Regions from separate parts of the Homo sapiens genome. Here regions 1, 2, 3, 4 and 6 are each linked to region 5. Evidence: chromatin contacts called from ENCODE Hi-C or POLR2A ChIA-PET data. All regions are on one chromosome and are shown on one strand. The core of a region is the stretch at or near the end of the contact, and the rest is flanking DNA. Distances in the headings are between cores, read along the strand shown.

The links. Hi-C counts contacts between places; a loop is a spot of excess contacts on that map. ChIA-PET counts read pairs that join two places held with the same protein, here RNA polymerase II (POLR2A). Pooled maps may share reads with other maps.
Region 1: a pooled map shows a loop between it and region 5 (4-fold over the local background). The contact joins the promoter of SCAI here to the promoter of MIR181A2HG in region 5. A Hi-C loop is called at or near these places in 3 of 50 pooled maps. POLR2A ChIA-PET finds 5 or more read pairs at or near these places in 4 of 52 experiments (A549, RWPE1, activated CD4-positive, alpha-beta T cell and 1 more).
Region 2: a map of endothelial cell of umbilical vein shows a loop between it and region 5 (4-fold over the local background). The contact joins the promoter of GOLGA1 here to the promoter of MIR181A2HG in region 5. A Hi-C loop is called at or near these places in 1 of 168 maps with a recorded cell type or tissue (endothelial cell of umbilical vein), 2 of 37 single-sample maps with no recorded cell type and 12 of 50 pooled maps. POLR2A ChIA-PET finds 5 or more read pairs at or near these places in 1 of 52 experiments (OCI-LY7).
Region 3: a pooled map shows a loop between it and region 5 (12-fold over the local background). The contact joins the enhancer-like site here to the promoter of MIR181A2HG in region 5. A Hi-C loop is called at or near these places in 2 of 37 single-sample maps with no recorded cell type and 5 of 50 pooled maps. POLR2A ChIA-PET finds 5 or more read pairs at or near these places in 1 of 52 experiments (common myeloid progenitor, CD34-positive).
Region 4: a loop to region 5 is called in a pooled map, with 4 times the contacts of the local background. The contact joins the enhancer-like site here to the promoter of MIR181A2HG in region 5. A Hi-C loop is called at or near these places in 1 of 37 single-sample maps with no recorded cell type and 2 of 50 pooled maps. POLR2A ChIA-PET finds 5 or more read pairs at or near these places in 3 of 52 experiments (Caco-2, K562 and activated CD4-positive, alpha-beta T cell).
Region 6: a pooled map shows a loop between it and region 5 (5-fold over the local background). The contact joins the enhancer-like site here to the promoter of MIR181A2HG in region 5. A Hi-C loop is called at or near these places in 5 of 37 single-sample maps with no recorded cell type and 4 of 50 pooled maps. POLR2A ChIA-PET finds 5 or more read pairs at or near these places in 3 of 52 experiments (BJ, K562 and activated CD4-positive, alpha-beta T cell).

The regions. Positions count from the first base shown.
Region 1 is chr9:125,141,950-125,145,389 of GRCh38, reverse strand. SCAI (suppressor of cancer cell invasion) reads left to right here and starts at 1,862. Exons shown (of 18, transcript NM_001144877.3): 1 at 1,862-2,005; 2 at 2,713-2,757. The coding sequence starts at 1,953. RefSeq lists a silencer at 1,744-2,243.
Region 2 is chr9:124,939,273-124,942,672 of GRCh38, reverse strand. It overlaps GOLGA1 (golgin A1), which reads left to right and starts at 1,590. Exons shown (of 23, transcript NM_002077.4): 1 at 1,590-1,702; 2 at 2,518-2,567. It overlaps SCAI (suppressor of cancer cell invasion), which reads left to right. Exons shown (of 18, transcript NM_001144877.3): 18 at 1-65. RefSeq lists silencers at 1,156-1,215, 1,546-1,915 and enhancers at 997-1,497, 1,498-1,998.
Region 3 is chr9:124,280,614-124,284,315 of GRCh38, reverse strand. All of the region lies in intron 1 of NEK6 (NIMA related kinase 6), which reads right to left. Among named protein-coding and RNA genes, the nearest start is that of NEK6, 25 kb to the right of the region's middle. RefSeq lists a silencer at 1,252-1,546. Within about 2 kb of position 1,320, at least 22 of the 41 ENCODE cell types and tissues checked have a DNase peak (open chromatin) inside an H3K27ac peak, as active enhancers do.
Region 4 is chr9:124,195,753-124,199,349 of GRCh38, reverse strand. No RefSeq gene overlaps it. Among named protein-coding and RNA genes, the nearest start is that of NEK6, 60 kb to the left of the region's middle. Within about 2 kb of position 1,814, at least 9 of the 41 ENCODE cell types and tissues checked have a DNase peak (open chromatin) inside an H3K27ac peak, as active enhancers do.
Region 5 is chr9:124,656,948-124,660,581 of GRCh38, reverse strand. MIR181A2HG (MIR181A2 host gene) reads right to left here and starts at 2,146. Exons shown (of 2, transcript NR_038975.1): 1 at 1,841-2,146. All of the region lies in intron 2 of NR6A1 (nuclear receptor subfamily 6 group A member 1), which reads left to right. RefSeq lists enhancers at 1,109-1,158, 1,980-2,099.
Region 6 is chr9:124,216,556-124,220,237 of GRCh38, reverse strand. No RefSeq gene overlaps it. Among named protein-coding and RNA genes, the nearest start is that of NEK6, 40 kb to the left of the region's middle. RefSeq lists enhancers at 1,129-1,488, 2,059-2,218, 3,128-3,207. Within about 2 kb of position 1,422, at least 16 of the 41 ENCODE cell types and tissues checked have a DNase peak (open chromatin) inside an H3K27ac peak, as active enhancers do.

The DNA.
Region 1 (3,440 bases), core at 613-3,112, 490 kb before region 5:
TTCAAATTCATTGTAGTTGGGAAGAATAATCCAAGGCAATGTATAATTGCTAACATAGTGTAGATTTTGTAAGTACAACACATCTGGACAAGGAAATGTTTGATGTAGGATGGAGTAATTGGGGAAGATAAAGAGGAAGTGTGAATTAAGTGTGGACTGGAATGATGGGATTTGTATGTCTTACAGAGTTAAAATAAGCAGAGATCACTTGGACACAATGTGAAGACTCGAGGATCCTTTTTGGGAAGGCGTAAGAAATGAATAGGTCCTGTTTTATTGACAATATCTGCCATATATCAGTGAGGATTGGTCAATTATGGAAGATGCTAAAAAGCAGGCAATGGATTTTTAATAAGGAATATAATAAATGTATTTCAAGATTACTTCCCTAGTGAGTTGATGATCCCCCTTCGTCTGACACAAATTATTCTCGAGTTCTTTCCTCTCTCTGGCTTGATAATATGGGTGGAAACTGTTAGTTGAGATTGAGGTGATTTGTGGTTCTGTGACTTTAGGATTACGTGAAATACTAATTTGGGGGACCAACAGAGATTTGACATTTTTTCAAAGCAATTTTTCAATTCCTACTACAATTTACCGTCAGTATTACTTCATAAATGGAAAGTCATTTTACCATTAAAGATGTAGGTAGGACCATCTCAGAAGAAAAGACAACTCTTTACACCAAATACATTTGGTTTTGTGAAAAACTAGTATCCTAATTTTTGCCGCTTATGGAGATCAATGAGAGATTTTCCCCACCCCAATGTTGACATGTACTACTCGACGCTGTCATATTATTGAGGCATAAAAGATGTTCTAATAAAATGGAAGTGACTTAAGAGAAAGTTTTATGCCTCCTCCCAACTCTGAACAGATGCTGAGAATATACCAAACAAGTTCACACAGGAGTAGAGATTTAGAGAGGCCTTCCCACCTTCAAGAATTTTATAATACGTTAATGAGCTGAGTCTTATTTTCAAGGATGGCTTTGTTAAAGCAGAAGAAGGGTAACTATGCTTATGAAAGGCAGTTTTGCATGCCTGTTTGTCAAAAAATACAGTACAATTTATTTTAAAATTGATTAATTGGTGTAGAACTTGCAATGGTCACACAATCAGGATGGTCAGCTTCCATTCAGGGATCAAATTTGTCCAGGCCTTTCAAAATGGAACACGTTGCTTTTAGTATGGCATTGGTTCTGTTTGTAGTGCTGATTTTTCTTTCATGGTAATTAAAAAAAAATCTTACTTTCTTAAAAGCCTGCACCCAAGCTAGTGAGCTTTTCTGCAGAGGATTGAGCATCCAAACCATGCTTTATTTTGGTGGATTCTTAGAGTTTTCTGGCTGGGTCCTTTTTGAGGGGTAGCTGTGAGCTGTGAGACAATTTCAGCAAGATGTAGGGACAAGGATCGCATTCGAGGTGGCTTAAAAGGAAACACGTTTGTGAGAGTTGCCTCACTGTCTCACCTGCTAGAAGAAATTGGGAGATTTCAGGGCTTGTTTTCGGTCCTGGCGTGGTGCAGAGGTGGAGGGGCGCCAGCAGGTGTGTGGTATGCAGGACGCAGAGCCAGGAGAACCTGGGGCAGGTGTCTGGAGCCGGGGGTGCAGTTCCTACTTTTAGACGCATGGTGGCGCTAGGGTCTCCTCCGGCCCTGCTAGCAATCTCTAAGGCACCTCCGCCGCCACCTGCAGTCTCAACCAAACCTCTGGGTGGGCAGCGCGGGATGTGACGGGCCGAGCGTCCAATCGACTGACAGATTTCCGTCCACACTACTGCTCTAGCCAATGGGAGCCGAGGAGAGGCGCGGAGGAGGCGGGCCCCGCGGCAAGCCTGGCAGAGGCGCGAGGCCCTCCTCCCGCCTCTCCGCCTACTCCAGCCTCCGCCGCCTCAGCTTCCCGAGCGAGCCCTGCGGCCGCCGGAGCAGCTCCCGCGGCGGAGCAGGAGCCGGATGGTCAGAGGAGCCCGGCAGCCCCAGCAGCCGCGGAGTCGCCTGGCCCCCAGGTGCGGGGGCTGGGTGGAGGCCGGGGTTGGGGATGGGGTGGGGGCCAGGGAGCGGGCCCAGGGGCAGCGGCTCGGGGCGGTGGAGCATTCGGGGCGCAGAGACCGGAGGGGCGGGGGGTGCAGGCTGGGGGGACCTTGGGGGCGCCTGCAGGCGGCGGCGCGGGCTGGGCGCGATCGCCTCCTCGAGGCCAGGTGAGAGGGGCGTGTGAGGGAAGGGGCGCCGAGGGGTGAGGCTGGCGGCGCGGGGCCGGGAGGGGCAAGGCGGGCGCGCCCCCGGAGGGGCCGTGGAATGCGGGGGTCGCCGGGCCCGGAGAGGCGGGGCGTGGAGGGGGCAGTGCACGGTCGGGAACGGGTGGGCACAGGAAAGGGGAGGCTAGGGGGGCTTGCGGGGGTGACGAGGCAGACAATGAGTAGGTGGAGGTGGGTGATTTTGGGGAGCTGGGCTGTGACGAGCAGGGGTCGAGGATGGGGTGAGGGACCAGGAAGGTTTGAGCTCAGGGGGAATTGGGGGAACGGTGAGTCCCAGGAATGCTAGGTCTTGGTAAATAGGGGAAACAGGGCATGAGGCGTTTGTAAGGTCAGATCTGGGCTTGGCGAGCCTGTGGTCCCAGAGGGTGGTCTATTTAGTTCTTGACTGGCACGGTAGCGCCGGGAGATGTTTTCTTGTATGTTACTTTTAGTTACCGTCTTATTTGTTTGGTCTGCAGACTGACTGGCACAGTGGAGAAACCGCCTCGAAAACGGAGAAGCAGGTAAGGCAGTGCCTTCCTATTTTGCTTCATGTTTTTCTTTTTGCTTGGCTGCACCTGTGCCGTACTGCATAATTGTATACTGTCAGTAGATGAAGTTTCTTATTTATCCCCCTTTTAAAAGAATATAACCACATGCATGATTTTTCTTTTGAGGACTTCAAATTACTACCTCTACAGTCGATTTTTTTTTTCTTGGTATCTAAGATAATGTGGGAAATCTTGAGAAATCCTACTTTTTTACTTTTTGATGTTGTGTAAGGATCTCAGCTATTTTTTTTTTTAACCTTAGCCATAATTTCATTTTCTCCAGCATCTCTGTTTAAAAAGCTCATCTTGGCTGGGGTGGCTCATGCCTTCAATCCCAGCTCTTTGGGAGGCTGAGGCAGGAGGATCATTTGAGCCTGGGAGTTCAAGACCAGTCTGGGCAACAGAGCAAGACTCCGTCTCTACAAAAAATTGAAAAACTAGCCGGTCCCATAAATATATACACCTACTATGTACCCACAAAAACAAAAAATTAAAAAAACAAAAACCAACTAGCTGAGCGGGTGTTGTGGACCTGTAGTCCCAGCTTCTCAAGAGGCTGAGGTGGGAGGATTGCTTGAGCCCAGGAAGTCAAGGCTGCAGTGATGCAGTGAGCCGTGATCATGCCACTGCACTCCAGTGTGGGGAACACAGCAAGA
Region 2 (3,400 bases), core at 341-2,840, 280 kb before region 5:
GTACCTTGAATCCACATATATATTAAGTGTATCATCAATATAAAAATAAACATTATTTGCTTAAAGTTTTTGGTACTTTTTCGGTATTGACAGCTGAACTGTTAGGGTTTGCTTCATTCAAATATCTCAGAGGCTTTGAACTATCTTGGGGTTGATGCTTCTTGTTAGTTTGTCAATGTTTGAATCCTGGTTTTGGTTTTTTCCCTGCCCTGCTCCTGCAGGTCAGAACTGGAACACGCGAGGGAAGGGACTGTTGAAGAATTGGGTGGAATCTGCTTATTCTTGGGCTTGTGTTGAGTCTGGGGATGGAACCAGAGTTCCTTAAGGTGGAATGGCTGGCTTGGCATTGACGAGTTCAGGGACCTGACTTAGGGTACTGATTTGGACCGTGACTTTTTGTTTGAGATAGAGTTTCGCTCTTGTTGCCCAGGCTGGAGTGCAATGGCGCGATCTTGACTCACTGCAACCTACACCTCCCGGGTTCAAGCGATTATCCTGCCTCAGCCTCCCAAGTAATTGGGATTACAGGCATGGGCCACCATGCCCGGCTAATTTTGTATTTTTAGTAGAGACGAGGTTTCGCTATGTTAGGCTGGTCTGAACTCCTGACCTCGGGTGAACCACCCGCCTCGGCTTCTCAAAGTGTGGGGATTACAGGAGTGAGCCACCGCGCCCGGCCTGGACTGTGACTTGGAACAAGATAGTTTTTCCTCTTTTGTTTATTTTCCTACTGCCTGCATGATTGCTATTTATTTAAAGAGACGGAGTCTCGCCACGGTGCCCAGGCTGGTCTGGAAGCCCTGGTCTCAAGAGATCCTCCCACCTCGGTCTTCCGAGTAGCTGGGACCACAGAAGCGCGCGCCGTGCACTTTTGATGTTTTCAACTTCCTTCCTAAGCAGAAAGGAGACGGCCCAGCAGCGGATGGTGAAGCTAATCCAATATAGTGAGCTGCCACCAGCGTTTTTAAGTGCATTACATAGTAAGAACGTGGTTCTGCTGGACGTTATGTACTCGGTTGCGATATAAAACGCATCATCTACAGTAGGTGACAGGCGCCAAAGTCTAAAAACTGGTCTCAAGGTGTAAGGTCCCAGGACTAGTTTCTGGAGCTACTGGCTTGTGAGTGAAGCTGGAGGCGCAGACTTCCCGGGTCACACGGTGGCAAGGCAGCTGCCTAGGGTGCGGCGGGACCGGGCGGCGCGGGGGGGCGCCTGGCCAAGCAGTGCAGCCCCGGCCGGGTTTGTAGCCAGCACAGCACAGCGGGGCCTGTGGCACCGACTGGGTTCTTTTACTTTTGACACGAAGCCCCTCCCACTTACCACGCTCTGCACGCGCCCCTGTTAAAATAGAAAAAGACCGAGAGGCCTCGGAGACTCAGTCATCATCTGTGGCTCTGGCCGCTCGCTGACGTGGCGAACTGGGCTGAGGGAGCGCCCGGCTGGGCACCCGAGAACTCCAGCCGTTCCGGCCCAGTCGCCGCTCAGAGGTGGTAACAGTAGCCGCCAAGGCCGCGCACGGGCGCATGCGCGCGTCGGACCAACCCCCTCCCCCCACCGCGCAGTCACTTCCGGCGCGCTGGGAGACGTGCGGTTCCGGGTCGCTGCTCGGCTCGCCGGCTGGGCGGTGGGGGTTGGTGACGCGGGCCGGGGCTCACGAGAGGCCCGGGAGGCGGGGCTTTGCTGGCTTCCCAGAGAGAGGCAGGTGCGCGGGCCAGGACTCCGGGAATGCGAGCAGGCCCCTTATTCTCCCAGTGGCCTCGGTCTGTCCCCACAGCGGCCCGGTCAGGGTTGCCCGAGCCCCAAGGCGGGGGGCGGCACCGGGGTGCTGAAAGGGTGAGAGTGGGGGCGGAGGCGGGCTGCCCCGGCCTGGGAGTCTGGAGCCTAGGGTTCCGGGATTCCTCCCTGCGCGACCTTGGACAAGTCGCTCCTCCTCTCTAGGGCTCAGTTTCCTTGCTGTCAAATGGGAGAGATGTTGGATCCTTCCTTTCTTTGACAGTCCAAAGCACGGGCGGGGCTGGAGGTAGCCTGAGGGAGTGAGATCCAAACTGCCGTGGCAGGCACCTGCCTGCCTCCCTGGGGGTTAGACATCTGTCTTTACCCAATTTTGCCTTGCTTTTTGTCAGTGCACATCCGTGACCAGACGCCCAGGGTCTGGCCGGGTAAACAGTATGTGAGTGTAGTAATCAACTGAGAAATAAATACTGGCTCCAGGAAAACTTAACCTCATTCAAATTGTTTTGCTCAGGGCTCCCAGGGAGAAGTGAATTTAGGCACCCGCTGCGGTGATCAATTCTGTTCTATGCGCTTGTAAGTGAAGCTCTTAGGCAAAAAACAATTTCATAGGAGATCAGGGTTAGGGAGGGTATCCCATTGAGAGTTGTGACAGGTTTTCTTACCCCCTTTAATCCTTCTTCTGCCCCTCCTCTTCCTTCACTTCTTCCCCCTATCCCCACCCAACATTTTGGCCATACACTTGAAAAGAAATACCCAATGCATTTTATCTTTGTCTTCATGCAGGACAGAATGCTTTGACCTCCAAGCTGTTTTAAATCTAGTAGATAAGCCAGGTGAGTAAGTGGTTTACACACATTGAAAGTAAAGTTTCTGAAGAATTGTACAGCCTTAATGGAGGATCTGAAGTGGTAAGATGGCATTTGTGTATCTCAGAGCAGAGCTTAGGTATCCTCCACAAAACATGGAAAGTTAAGGTTGGAACCAGAATATTAGTGTTTTATACACCATTAGGAGGAAAAGGTTTTTGAATCTTACTTTGAATATCATGTCAAACATTCTTAAGAAAAGAAACTGTGAGGCCGGGCGCAGTGGCTTATGCCTGTAATCCCAGCACTTTGGGAGGCCAATGCAGGTGGATCATCTGAGGTCAAGAGTTTGAGACCAGCCTGACCAACACGGAGAAACCTCGTCTCTACTAAAAATATAAAATAAGCCGGGCATAGTGGCGCATTCCTGTAATCCCAGCTACTCGGGAGGCTGAGGCAGGAGAATCGCTTGAACCCAGGAGGTGGAGGTTGCGGTGAGCCGAGATAGTGCCATTGCATTCCAGCTTAGGCAACAAGAGCGAAACTCCATCTCAAAAAAAAAAAAAAAAAAAAAAAAAAAAAGAAAGAAAGAAAATAAACTCATTGGAGGTAATTTTATCAAACTCAAAACCACACAGCGTCTCTAGAAAATGTTCAAGGATATCAGATACTTATATAATAGAGTTGTCTGGTGTGTCTTCTTTTTTCTGTTACCAGCTTTTCCTATTGGACAGTTGATTGCAAACCATCCTGAAACAGTAGGATATTACACCTTTTACATATTGAATTACATATTGAATATTGAATTACATATGAATTGAATTACATGCATTTTTGTCTTCAACTTAAAGAACACTAAA
Region 3 (3,702 bases), core at 71-2,570, 380 kb after region 5:
GTGCAGTGGTGCCATCTTGGATCACTGCAACCTCCGCCTCCCTAGTTCAAGCAATTATCGTGTCTCAGCCTCCCAAGTAGCTGGGATTACAGACATGCACCACCACACCTGGCTAATTTTTGTATTTTTAGTAGAGACAGGGTTTCAACATGTTGGCCAGGCTGGTCTCGAATTCCCAACCTCAGGTGATCCTCCCGCCTCAGCCTCCCAAAGTGCTGGGATTATAGGCGAGAGCCACTGCGCCTGGCCCACATCTGGTATTTTAAAGATGGGGAAACCAAGCCACACAGCAGAGGCGTCACATGCCTCCAGACATTCCATTATTTGCTCACTCAATGGACACACAAGTGCTGGGCACCAAGCGTGTGCCAGGCAAGGGGGACCAATCTCCATCCTCAATGGGGCTCTCAGGCGTCCCTTAAACTACAACCAGGGTGCCCGCTGCTCTGCAAAGCAGGGTGTGGAAACACAAGAAAATGTGCGTGCAGTCTACCTGGGGCATGGGATTTTTCCTCGGAACGGGAAGCAGCTCTGAGTGGAGGAATAGGGGCAGGGCACTCCAGGCAGAGGGCATGGCACGTGCAAAGGCCTAAAGGTGAGGCAAGCCCTGTGCGAGTTGTGGGATAGAGGCCGAAATGACAGCAGTGGCATCAAGCCTGCAGAGGGGAGGTTCAGGAAGTAGGATCCACAGGGCACTGCCATGACCTGCACATGGCTGGTAAGGGGTGCAGAGCCAGGGCTGGCACCCAGCTCTCCAGGCTCCCTTCCAGGGCTCCCTGCACATGACCCTCCCTCCCGCGATACCAAGTCTAGGTGGGTTTTCCTCAATGCCAATCAATGCCTGAGATGCAGCTTAGCAGCCTCTGTCCTCCGTCCAGTGCTACACCCGTGCACTCAACTTCCCCACCCCTGCCCGGTCGTCTCAGCTAACTGTGTCCTAGGACGTGGGGAAGGAAATGCCTATAGATTCTCCTTCCCAAGAGGCCCCACTGAGGCTCCGTCGCAGGAGTGGCATGAAATTTACGTTCTGGGCTCCAAGATGCTCTCTCTCATTCAGTATTGACTGAGCACCTACTATGTGCCAGGCCCTGGGCTAGGCACGGGAAGGGTTTGCCTTGTCATCCCCAGCCTTCCTGAGAGGGTCAGGGCTGGAACTGTGCCTCCTACTTCACAGGAGAGAAGTGGGGCTCAGCAGGGCTCTGGGACTCCCTTGCTTGAGATCACTTGGCAGGGAGTTGTCAGGGCGGAAACGTCTGATCACAGGGCCTTTGCCAAAATAGATAAAGGCCTCTGGGGGAACAGGGGAGGCTGGATTCCCTCCTTCCTGCCCCACAGGCTGCCCTTTGTCCACAAAGCGGGGGAGGCTGTGCTGGTGGGCGCTGCCGGGAATGGCGGGCCCTGTCATTACTGGGAGGGGCCGCTCTCTAACCCAAAAGAGCAGAGCCAGGGCTGGCGGCCTATGCTGGGCGCTGAGACGTTCTCAGCCCTCAGTGGTCCTGGCTGGTGCCACCAAAGGACCAAACGCTGCAAGCCTGTTTTTAAAAAACATCGTGCTGAAGACCCAGATCTACTCAGCACTTGTCTTTGGGGCCTGTATGAAAGCGTAGGAATGAATCTGGGATGCAGAGAGTCAGGGGGATCCCGGCCCTCCCGTGCCCCTGAGTATTCAGTGGGCGTGTCTGACCCACCCCCTGTGGCCCCAGCCTGGCCCTTGCTGTGGTGACAGCGTTCCCCCGCCAGACTCTGCTCCTTGGTCTCCTGTCTCCTCCTGGGAATGAGGGCAGGCTCCCTGGACCTGCCCTCCTCATCCCTTACGCCCCCAGAGTAATGTTCCCCCCAAACCCTTGTCTATCTGGAACTGGGGCATAGGCCCTTACTTGGAGATACTAATCAAGTTAAGCTGGGGTCACATGGGATTAGGGTGGCCCAAATTCAATGACGGGTGTCTTTCTATGAGGGATGGACACAGAGACAGACGCACAAGGAAGAAGGCCATGTGGCGACAGAGGCGAGCACTGGAGGGATGTGTAGACGAGCCACGGAACACGGAACAAGGAACAAGGAGGGTGGCTAGCGCCTGCCAGAAGCCAGAAAAAGGCACGGCAGGTGCTTTGTCAGAGCCTCCACGGGAACTGAGCCTACCACCAGCCTGATTTCAGGCATCACGCCTCCAGGATTCTCCAAGAGAGAATGAATTTCTATTGTTTTCAAGCACCCAGTTTGCAGTAATTTGTTATAATATCCCTAGGAAACCAATACGCCCCACCGCACACCAGGGCAGAGCCGGGGGCTCACGTGTGGCCATGACTCAGAGGTTCTTGAGGCATCAAAGTCTGCCCCGGGCTCCACTTCTGTGTCTGGGGTACAGAAGTACATCAATGGCTTCCGGGCCTGGAGGTGTCACAGGCCTGGACAGCCTCTCCCACATTTTGAAGATAGACATAGGTTGCCAGAGTTTTCTGGCATCTAAAATAAAACGTCCACCTAGTATCACCATCTTTCATAAAAGAAAGGACAGGCCGGGTGTGGTGGCTTACGCCTGTAATCCCAGCACTTTGGGAGGCCGAGGTAGGCAGATCACCTGAGGTCGGGAGTTCGAGATCAGCCTGGCTAGCATGGTAAAACCCTGTCTCTACTAAAATACAAAATTAGCTGGGTGTGGTGGCAGGCACCTGTAATCCCAGCTACTCAGGAGGCTGAAGCAGGAGAATCACTTCAACCCTGGAGGTGGAGCTTGCAGTGAGCTGGGATCGCACCACTGCACTCCAGTCTGGGCGACAGAGTGAGATTCTGCCTCCAAAAAAAAAAAAAAAAAAAAAAAAAAAAAAGAAAAAACAGCTGACATGGAAAGTAGCTATGCCAAGCCAGGCCTTCCTTTTCTTATTTCACCGTGGGTCCGCGGAAGACTTCACACGGCCCTAGGCCTGGCCTGGGTCTGGGATTTGGGAACCAGTGGACTCAGGCCACTGTGCTAGGTGACTTTTTCAATCGTGGCTGAGGAGAAGCATGGCCGGCCTCCTCCATTCTCCTATGAGTACAAAAAGGGGGTCTCCCTCTCAGAAATCTGACCAGTATATTCCAGTGAACATGAGGGTAATTCTAGTGAACACTCTCGGAGTACTGGGTGATTTCCTGGTCTGAGGGAAGAGGCCCCCAGGCCAGTCACCAGGCAGCCTGCTGGTGAGGAAGAAAAGAAAACACAAGCGAAAAGCGGGAGATGCAGCAGGGAAGCTCTGATCTTTCTCAAGAAAAACAAAAGCGCTTTGTGAGGCTGAGGTGGGTGGATCACCTGAGGTCAGGAGTTCGAGACCAGCCTGGCCAACATGTGGAGAAACCCCATCTCCACAAAAAATACAAAAATTAGCTGTGGTGGCATGCACCTGTAGCACCAGCTGCTTGGGAGGCTGAGGTGGGAGGATCCCTTGAGCCCAGGAAGTCAAGGCTGCAGTGAGCCGAGATCACGACACTACCCTCCAGCCTGGGCAACAGAGCAAGACCCTGTCTCAAAAAAAGAAAAAAATGAAGAGAAAAAAGCAAAGCAAAGCGTGAAATTATACACAATGTGCAAATGTCAAGGCTGAGGACCCCAGCTCTCTGCAGGGTCCCCTCATAAACCCGTGCCTAGCCACAGAGCGAGGTGCCAGATGCCTGGTGCTCCAGGAATAGCTTTCCAAACATGTGGCCCTGGAGGCCTGATGACCC
Region 4 (3,597 bases), core at 565-3,064, 460 kb after region 5:
CTTGAACCCCCAACCCCATCCTCCTGCCGAGGTGTGTGCTGCACCCAAGGGAAAAGCTAGCTCTAGGTTTTTGAACTTAGAAAGCAGCTTCATCAACTTCTGCATTGGGGCTTAAGCACCTCCAGGTAGAGACCTCCTGAGTGAGCATAAAGCTTTCCATCACAGACCCAGGAGCTGCCCAGGTCTTAGGGGCTGGAGCTGTCAGGAAGGGTCTGGCGCTGGGTCAAGGCACAGGAAAGGTCTGTGTGGAACAGAGGCTGGTGCAGCAAAGGCTCAGGGGCCAGGGCCTGGGTGCGGTGGCTCATGCCTGTAATCCCAGTACTTTGGGAGGCCAAGGCAGGTGGGTCACCAGGAGTTCAAGACCAGCCTGGCCAACGTGGTGAAACCCCAGCTCTACTAAAAATACAAAAATTAGCTGGGTGTGGTGGTGGGCAAGTGTAATCCCAGTTACTTGGAGGCTGACCTGGGAGAAACGCTTGAACCTGGGAGGCAGTGGTTGCAGTGAGCCGAGATCATGCCACTGCACTCCAGCCTGGGCAACAGAGCAAGACTCTGTCTCAAAAAGAAAACAAAAAGCAAAAAACATGCTCAGAGGCCAGCCCAGCTGAGGTGCCCTGGTCAGATTCATAGGTCCATGGAAGACTCCATTTGGGAACAACCCGAACTCTCTTGTTGGGGCAGAAGGTGGGAGATTTGTGGTAGACTAGGGTTCTGGGACAAGGAGGTGGGCCTTGGGGCTGGGTGCTGGATGTGCCTCTCCACGTGATCTTCTTGCACCCAAAGGACATGGTGAGGCCTGTTCAGCCTTATGTCATGGCCTGAGGTTCCCAAGTTCAACACCCACATCTTCCATAGATACAGAAGTCCCCAGTGGTCAGCCTCCAGTAAGAAGAGAGTAGGCAGCGGGGAACGCTGGCTTAATAAATAAGAAAATAACAAAAATAAGAAGAAACGGGCCAGGTGTGGTGTCTCATTCCTGTAATCCCAGCAATTTGGGAGGCTGAGGTGGGCAGGTGACTTGAGGTCGGGAGTTTGAGACCAGCCTTGCCAACATGGTGAAACCCCGTCTACCAAAAACACAAAAATTAGCCAGGTGTGGTGGTGCATGCCTGTAGTCCCAGCTACTTGAGAGACTGAGGCAGGAGAATCACTTGAACCTGGGAGGTGGAGGTTGTAGTGAGCCGAGATCACGCCACTGCACTCCAGCCTGGGCGACACAGCGAGACACCGTCTCAAATTAAAAAAAAAAAAAAAAAAGAAATGACATCAACAGTTGCATCTGTCCATAGTGTGTAGCGCAGCATTCAAGGAGATCCCTGAGGCATCTGGGGTGTCTGATATCCTATAGGCACCAAGGCTTCCTTAATGCTGCCCCCACCTGATTTTAGAGTGGGGACCGCAGAACAATGTCTGGTCCACAAAGAGCTCAGCCAGGCTGACCACGGAGGCTCAGTGGACTGAGAAGATGGTCAGAATGTGTGGTTTCAACAGCTAAACCCAGACACCCTGGTGTGCGTTTCTCAAATTAGCGATATGTGGGTGGTGGTAGAGGGCAGTAGATCTCACTGGTTGTAACCACAAGCATCCTGGGGCCGTACTGGCAGTGGGGGAAGATGGTGGAGGTAGGGGAAGAAGGGAGGAGTGGGGCAGGTAGGCGAGGACCACGGGAACTGTAGGACTTTAGGGAATTCAGATGTGTCATAGTCACTGTGGCCAGCAAGGCCTTGGGTCCTCTGCCCACACAACTTCATGTCGTCTTGCAACCACCCCACTGGGAGGGGCTGTTACTATCATTTCACAAATGAGGAAGCAGAGACTCAGAGACGGGAAGTACCATGTGCAGATATGAAGGGAATGGAGCTCAGCTAGCAGTCTACGTGACCGTGGCCAAGGGGCCAAGAGGACCAAAGCTCAATTCAGGTCAAAACCCGTCTCTGAGAGGGTCCAACTGGGCAGGCAGGTGTGGTGGGCATCTGTGCTCCTGGCCAGCCCTCCAGCTCCCTTCTCTTGTATCCTCCTCTCCCCTAGGTGGAACCTCAGGGGCCATATTTGTACCTCTCTGCTCCCCTAGCGACAGCTGATTAGACCAGAGGTGCAGGCTGATTTGAGCTGAGCCAATCAGCTTCTTTCTCCTGTGACTTTGGCTTTGAGAATCAGGGATACTGGGTTGCCTTCCTGGCTGGTTATTTGAAAGGAGGCATAAAGCTGGGCTGGACTGGCTGTGTTTGGCCACTTGCTCATAGAATGGCAGAGAGAAGACTCAATCATGGAAAGGTTGAAATGCAGTTATGGGAGGGAGAGACAGAGACAGGCAGAGACAAGATAGAAAGAGGCAGTCATGCAGGAGAGATACTGAGACAAGGCGGGGAGCGGGAGAGGGAGAGAGAAAGGAAGGAAAATAAGAAGGAAGACTGAGATAAAGAGAGAGATAGTCACAAGGAGCCTAAGACACTACCTCCAGATCTCCTGACAACTTTCTGGGTCCCTACTCCTGCCTTCCTGAAGCTGCTCCATGTCCAGCCTTGGATCTCTGGGACCCTCCTGTTTTAATAAATTCCCTTCTCTTCTTGGGCTGTTTTGAAGAAGCTTTCTTTCTTTTATTTTTTTTACTTGCAATTAAACCCCCTGACCTCATTGCATTCAATCTGTACATTGTTTTGGGAGTACAGATATTAATAATATTAATTCTTCTCATCCATGAGCATGAAATAGCTTTCCACTAATTTAGATCTTCAATTTCTTTATCAATGTTTTCTAGTTTTCAGTATACAAATATTACACCTCCTTGGTTAAATTTATTCCTCAGTATTTTTTTAATGCCTTTGTAGATAAGATTGCTTTCTTGATTTGTTTTTCACCTAGGCTGTTGTTTTTGTGTAGATCTGCTATTGACTTTTGTGTGTTGATTTTGCATCCTATGACTTCGCTGAATTTATTTATTAGATATAACAGGGTTTTTTTGTGTGGAATCTTTGGGATTTTCTGTATATAGAATCATGTCATCTGCAAATAGAGATCATTTTACTTCTTCCTTTCTGATTTAGATGACTTTTATTTCTTTTTCTTGTCTGATTGCTCTTGCTCATACTTCCAGTACCATGTTGAATAGAAGTGGAGAGAGTGGGCATCCTTGCCTTGTTCTAGATTTCAGTAGGAAAGTTTTTGATTGTTCCCCATTAATTATGGTGTTAGCTGTGGTTTTTTCATAAATGGCCTCTATTATGTCAAGAAACTTTCTTTCTATGCCAAAACTGTTAAGAGTTTTTATCCAGAAAGGATGCTGAACTTGGTCAAGTGCTTTTTCTGTTTCAACTGAGATGATTGTGTGGTTTTTATCTTTCATTCTGTTAATGTAACGTACCACATTGATTGATTTGTGCACATTAAACCAGTCTTGCCTGTCAGAAATAGACCCTACTTGGTTATGACATGTAGTCTTTTTTGTGTGTTCTTGATTTTGGCTTGCTTATATTTTATTAGGATTTTTACATCGATGTTCATTATAGAGATTGGCCTGTAGCTTCATTTTTTTGTGTGGTATCTTTGTCTGGCTTAGGTATTAAGGTGATTCTGGCCTCATAACAAGTGTTTGGAAAT
Region 5 (3,634 bases), core at 897-3,396:
TGCAGCTCCAAGCTTTGTGTCCCACAGCCTGTGACTCTGTGCTAACAAATCGCTATTGTCCAGTGGGGCGAATGGTGGCTGGAACTAAAGAATTGCTGTCTGGTTTCTATTCAAATCCAGGTAGCGAGATATATGAATGGACTTTTCGAATCGTCATGTGAATAACGTCTGCTCGGCATGAAGGCTCAGAGCCATGCTAGGAAGGATTAACTCGTAGGCTGACCACTAACATCCTTTGTGGTACGAGGGAGAAACATTCCCAAGTATCATTTTATTCACACTTAATTTTCTATCCCATACCCCCAAAATAAGGCTAGCTATTTAATTAGTTGGCTGCTTTTCTCTTAATTTTTAGTGTTTCTGTTGATAATGTGTAAGTTTGGGAAAATGCTAAGTAGCTTTTCACTTAGAACACTGTTATTTTCTCTTTAAAGTTTTCTACCTTACATTTATTATAGCATAGTTATCTTTATAGCATAGATGCAGAAAGTAAGAGAGAGCTTGTTTTTTCAAGAAAACAACCCTTTAAAATACTTTCCAACCCATGAAGGGAAAAATCCTCCTTTTTTCCCCCAAGTGCATTCTACTTATTACTTTGCATTTTTCTCCCAAAGTCCAAATTTATGCAAAGAAAATAGAAACAAGTTCAAATGCAATGCATTAACCAAATAAAACAAGTCTGCTTCAAATTAGGAACCAACCTAAGCATTTGTAAAGTGTAGCAGAATCAGAATTCTTTTAAAAATTAGATTTGGAACCTGAACTATATAATTCATAATTCTCATTTTTCTGTGGAAAATTATTTTATCTTTCTCCTGTATACCTGAAAAAATGTCCATAGGCTTAAAGGGTCATGCTTTTACATTCCTTCCATATCACAGGTACTATGAAGTAAGGAGACTTTTAGGTTTCTTTTTGTCTTAAACTCAGACAGCTTTGTAAGCAGTAGTGTGTAGATTACAAGAGTTAGACAAAAGCAGGCGCGACTGAGAAGAGTTGGTGGGGGAGAAGCTTGGGGCACTTCCTGTCACTCAACACATTCCAGATCACTAAAAAATTTCCACACCCTCTGCATTCCCCCTTGCCCACTCCAGTTCCCGGTATTTTCTGATTCCATATGTTGTGGTATTTACCATACTTCTCTCCCTCACTAGGCTCTGGCAAGACTGCTTCAGAGGGGATGCATTCCTTTAGATTGCACAAAGCGGAGCTGGGAAAATGGCTGGCAGTTTCAGAATCTAGTCACGATCGCACGCATGAGCACCTCACACATCCATGTCCCTACCCGCCCCCCCGCTCCCGCCCCTGCAGCTGGCTGACCTGTCTCACCCACTGCTGGCCTATCGAACGGCCAGGACTGTCTGGTTTTGGCTCGTGCCTTTGTCCATGTCTGGCTTAGTTCCTCTCTGTCTATGCTTGCCTCTACCCCCACCGCCCCAGGCGGCACAAGTGTTTGGCCACACAAAACTAGAGATAGAAAAGGTGGTAAAAACTTCAAACTTTTCTAAATTCTCCAACAGTTTATTTCTTGTGAATTTCTTCCTTCTTTAAATACTCCATTTTAAGAAAACAAAAAAATTAATTATCTAAAGGCAAAGAATGGAAAGCAACCTTTGTGTTCCTTATAATAACTGACTTCATAACTCTCTCCAGCTGCGTTATGGGATGTGTATAAAAAGCTTCTGTTCTGAGAACAAAGGAGCACGTGCAGAAATGAGACGAAAAAATCCACTGACAGTATTCCATTACACAAATTACTTAAAAGATTTTAGTCAAGCCCCTCAACAGATTCAATTTTAAAATGGCTTTTAGTTAAAAAAAAAAAATTGAAAGTGCTTACCCAGTAAAAGAACCGAAGTAGTCCTGAACTGTTACGTAAGACTTTTTACAGTTGGATCTTTGTCAAAAGGGGATGGGGGTGATGGGAGAAAGCAGCAACGACAATCAAAAAAGTTCGAGCTGCTGTGGCTAGAGGACAACTTCTGTGTTTCCAGATAGGATTCTTGCTGTAGAAATGGAACTTCCAGCCAGCACAGCATCCTGTCCCAGTAGAGAAATGAGTTTGTCAGTTAAAACAAAAAAAAAATTAGATACTGGAACCCAGGCTAGACGAGGTATTGAACCGCGCCAGATTTCCTTGCAGCCCTGTCTGCTCAGCTCGCATTGAACTATATATGACCCAGATGATGGACAGAAGCACATTTAGTCATGTGCACACTGGAAGAAAGCGGATTTGCTGGTCCCTGGCAGTGCAGGGGTTTGTCTTCTGATTGGGCTGTGCCCTGATCGGTGAAATGTGAAGCCCTCACCATTCAGAGGCCGTAATTCAGGACTGGCAGTTTGAGTGTCTGGCTGCCTCTAGTCACTGAGAGACTTTGAAGGTGTTGCTTTTGTTTGGTGGCATTACCCACCCAGAGGTTGCTTACACCTCTCTACTTGTGTCAGAAGAAATACTAGTCTTTCTGAAATACAAATAGGCAGCCGATTTTTCCTGAATCCTAAATCACCCTATTGTTGATAAACTTGGCTCTAACTGAAACCAATTATTTGATTTGAAAATTTATTGTGATCCTAACCAAGCTTCATATCCAGACCAACCCTTGGTCTTGATTTTATAGGTTTGATAAGGTAAAAATAAAAGTGGCATATTTGACTTTGAAGCCTCTATATGATATAAATTGCTCTTAATGAAAATTGGATAGATGGACAACAGAGAAGTGAAGTTTTAGATTCTGGAGTGTTTGGATGTATGAGGAAGAAGCTTTATGTCTTTTTATCCCCTTTGTGAGACTGTCACTCTTGTCCCAGTCCTAGTCACATTAGGGGTTGCTGGGGGGGGGAAGCTATGAAAGCATGGACCCTACTGAGCTGTGACATAGCCTTTAATCATGCAAGACAGCCACGGTCTGCTCTCTTCAGTCTGTCTGAACTAGGGTCCTTGGGGTTTATTTTCCATCTTTCTGAGCCACTGGGAAACCAGGTCATTATACAGGACTGTCATTTGTGACATTTTTGTTTAGTACATGGCAGTTGCTTTGTTTATTTAATGCAAGTTGACACTTCTTTAAAGTTTCAAAACAGTAAAGTTGTTTTGTGAGACCTTGACTCTGATATATGAAATCTACTCTACATGGACCAATCATTTTTTTCCGTGGACTTTCTTGTCTCTTTAGAAATTAGCTTATAGAGTCCTAAATTGATACTTAAACATACCAATAGTTCTGTTTATTTCTTGCCTTTCTCACAGTTGTTGAAATAATTCCATCTGTCTCTTTTGCTGTAAATTTTGGGTTTGGATGTTTGTACTTGGAATTTTTTAGATGTTGACTATATTATGCAGCACCTTCCATATGAGGACTACCCCAGAATTATTCTCTTGTCTTAACCCGAGAAAAGCTGTTTTGATGCACTATTAGATATAAGAATGTTCGAAAGAAGAGGAGATGAGCACTCTCTTGCTTTTTGTAAGCCACAAGACAATCTTTTTTTTTTCTAAGTTGTGGTAAGGTATATGTAACATAAAATTGACTGTTGTAATAATTTTTAAGTGTATAGTTCTGTGGTGTTAAGTGCATTCACGTTGTTTTGCAGCCTTCACCACCATCCATCCACCACAGAACTCTTCTCCTCTTGC
Region 6 (3,682 bases), core at 173-2,672, 440 kb after region 5:
TGGCTAACACAGTGAAACCCCGTCTCTACTAAAAATACAAAAAATTAGCTGGGCGTGCTTGCAGGCGCCTGTAGTCCCAGTTACTTGGGAGGCTGAGGCAGGAAAATGGCCTGAACCCGGGAAGCGGAGCTTGCAGTGAGCCGAGATCGCGCCACTGCACTCCAGCCTGGAAGACAGAGTGAGATTCTGTCTCAAAAAAAAATATCGGCCAGGCGCGGTGGCTCACACCTGTAATCTCAGCACTTTGGGAGGCCAAAGTGGGCGGATCACCTGAGGTCAGAAGTTGGAGACCAGCCTGGCCAACATGGCAAAACCTCGTCTCTACTAAAAATACAAAAATTAGCCGGGTGTGGTAGCACATGCCTGTAATCCCAGCTACTAGGGAGGCTGAGGCAGGAGAATTGTTTGAACCCAGGGGGCGGAGGTTGCAGCAAATCGAGATCACGCCACTGCACTCCAGCCTGGGCGACAGAGGGAGATTCCATCTAAAAAATAAAAAAATAAATTAAAAAAGGTCCTTTTTATTCCCATTTTTACATGTGAAAATACTGAAGCTCTGAGACATAAAGCAACTAGGTTGAGGACGAGCATCAGTAGGAAGTAGAATATGACTGCAAAGTCCTATCCCTGGGCGGCTGCACCATTCCCTGTTTTGTTTCTCAGTCCTTCCATTGGAAGACAAGCCCCTGTATTAAATCCCTTCTGTTCAAAACCTAGGGCATTTCAGGCTTCCTGATGAGATGCTGCCTGATACAGTAGTTACTGTTTATTGTGGGTTTCCTGGGAACGGGCACTCTTCTATGCACTTTACATACAGTAATGTATCTAATCATGCCCTGCTCATCCTATGCATTAAGTGCTATGATCTCACTCGACAGCAGAGGAAGGAGAGGGGAAGCCACTTGCCTGGGATCCTGCAGCTCATGAGGGGCAGAGCTGGGGTTTGAGGACATGAGGTTCAAATCCAGAATCCACATCCTGACCCATGGCAGGAGACCACCCTACTTGCTGTTGGCCATCACTACTGCCAGGCAGCAGCCAGCCCACCAGAGCCTGGCCCTGGTGGCAACCAGTTAGCCTCTGTGACCTCCCCATCTGACTCCATCTTCCCCCTCTGCTGTGGACCTTGTCTAATTTCTACCCACTTCAGAGACTAGGACAAAGATGGCATCTCCAAGGCATTCTCTTCTCCAAGCTGAAGACCCCTGTGTCTGGGAGGGGCTGGGAGGTGAGGTGGGGCCTTCCTGGAGGATACTAAAAGGGCTCCTAACCCTGGTGTCTCTTCCCTCCCAGCCTGTCCCTCTTATGCCACTCATGGCATCAATCCGTCCAGAGGGACACTCCGATGACTCACCCACCACAGCACTTTCACTTCCTTCTTCTCCAGAGGAGGCGTCTGACCTGCTGCAGCTGCACTGAAGGGCCTCTTCTCAGGGGCTTCCAAGGCTATAGGGGGCGGCCAGGGGCCCTGCTGCAGCCTTGAGGTCCAGGCCTGGGGCCTAGAGTGCTGCCTCTGTAGGGAGCAGAGTGACCGGAGGGGCTTTGGGCCTCCTTGCTAGAGACTGGCTTCAGCTGAACCCTGTCCAAATTGTCAGTCACCCTCAACACCCATGCAGGGTTGGCACACAGGGAGATGGACCTTGAGTTTTTTTTTGAGACAGAGTCTCACTCTGTCGCCTAGGCTGCAGTGCAGTGCAGTGGTGCGATCACAGTTCACTGCAGTCTCCACTAACGGGGCTCAAGCAATTCTCCCACCTCAGCCTCTCGAGTAGCTGGGATGACAGGTGCATGCCACAACGCCCAGTTAATTTTTGTAGAGATGGGGTTTTACCATGTTGCCCAGGCTGGTCTTGAACTCCTGGGCCCAAGCGATCCGCCCACCTCAGCCTCCAAAAGTATTGGGATTACAAGGGTGAGCCACCATACCCAGCTGACCTGGAGTTTTAAAGCTGGAGTTGTATCTCTCATACTTCCTGATGGCATTGAAGGGACCCATATTCATTCATTCACTCATTCATTTACTCCTTTATTCCCTCATGTAACAAATCTGTCCTGGGCTTCTATATACCAAGCAGTCCCTAGGGTACCAAGAAACCAGGGCTCGCCCTCTGCCCATGAGGAGCTCATGGCCCATCTATGGGTGGGGGTTGTGGGAGTGGCGGGTAGCAGGGCGGATCCATAAATAGAAAACCCCGGTACAGTGAAAGCGGGCCTTGGAGAGGGCTGGGGAAGCCCAGGCAGTGCAGTGGTTGTGGTTAAGTCACAGGGCACCGCAGGGTGGACCTAGGATTTGTGAAGTCTGAAGCTTTTCAATTTTGGAAGCCCCATCTGTAGAAACAGAATACAAAATTAGATTCAAAAGCATTTATTTAGAAGGAGAAAACAAAACCCAAGACAGTATCAAGGGCTTGGAGATACTTCTGAGATCCCTTCACACAGTTTACCAGAAATGTTTACATGGAAATGCTTCCTCATTACAAGCTGGTTTCCCTCTCTCCCTAGAGTACTCTATAGCTCCCAGCTACTCCAGGGGTGCTGGGAAGGGCAAGGCTGAAAATGAAGCTTTGCTAGGGTCACAATGCAGCCTCCTTGGAGCAGGCAAGTTGCACAACACTGATCCCATCCCAGTCTCAGAGGATAGTGCATGGTTCAATGACCTAGCTGTGGAGTCAGACCTGGGTCACACTCCCCACTCAGCCATTTTCTGACTATGCCACCTTGGGGAAGTTGCTCATCTCTGAGCCTTGGTTCACTCGTCTGTAACATGAAGCTATTGATAGAACCACACATTGTGTTTTTGTAAACATTCAATGAGATCATCCATGCAGAGCAGTTCATAAACATGAAGCACTGGATGAACGCCACTGTCACAGTGAATGCCACTATTCATGATGAAGGTCTGTGGCTGTCTTGTCCTGCCTCTCTCTCTCTCTCTCTCTCTCTCTGTGTGTGTGTGTGTGTGTGTGTGTGTGTGTGTGTGTGTGTGTGGTGGGTGGTCAGGGAAGGCTTCCCAGAAGAGGTGACATTGGTGTTGGGCCCTAAAGGAAAATGTAGAGAAGGGCATTCCAGGCAAAGAGAATGGTGCATGAAGTGACTGGTGTCTTGAGGAAGGGAAGAAGCCCAGCCAGCCAGGAGCAACCTAGAGGGATTCTCTAGCCTCTGGGTGGCCATATTAGGGCTGGGCCTGAGCTTCCCAGGCCCTCCTGGTTGCAGCCCCAAGGCTGCAGCCTGGCAGAGGCCAACTGTTGTGTCTGGGTGGGTGGGGGGTGCCCAGCTTGGTCTCTGCTATGCTGGCAGAAGTTTCAGCCTCTCACCTCTCTGCCTCCCCTGTTTCCGGTCCTCCACTTCCTTCCCCTCCACAGACCACAGAGGCGTTTCAGAGGAAGCTGCTACTTATTTTAGCAGTAATCCCCGGACACCCCCACCCACAGCTGCCCCTGGCCCCCTTACAAGGCACCAAGTCACCCTCTGAGCCCCAGCCCACGGCACTCATAAGTGAGGAACAGGCCCTGTCCCCGGGCCAGCCCTGTGCACCCCTTCCCCACAGCACAACAGGGAGCCTTGAAGCTGGGAGATGTGGCTCCAAGTCCGGCTGTGACACTAACTTACTGTATGATCTCCTGAAGTCCCTTCGCCCTGCCAGGCCATGTCCCCATCTGTGACATGAGGCCCAACGGTGGAC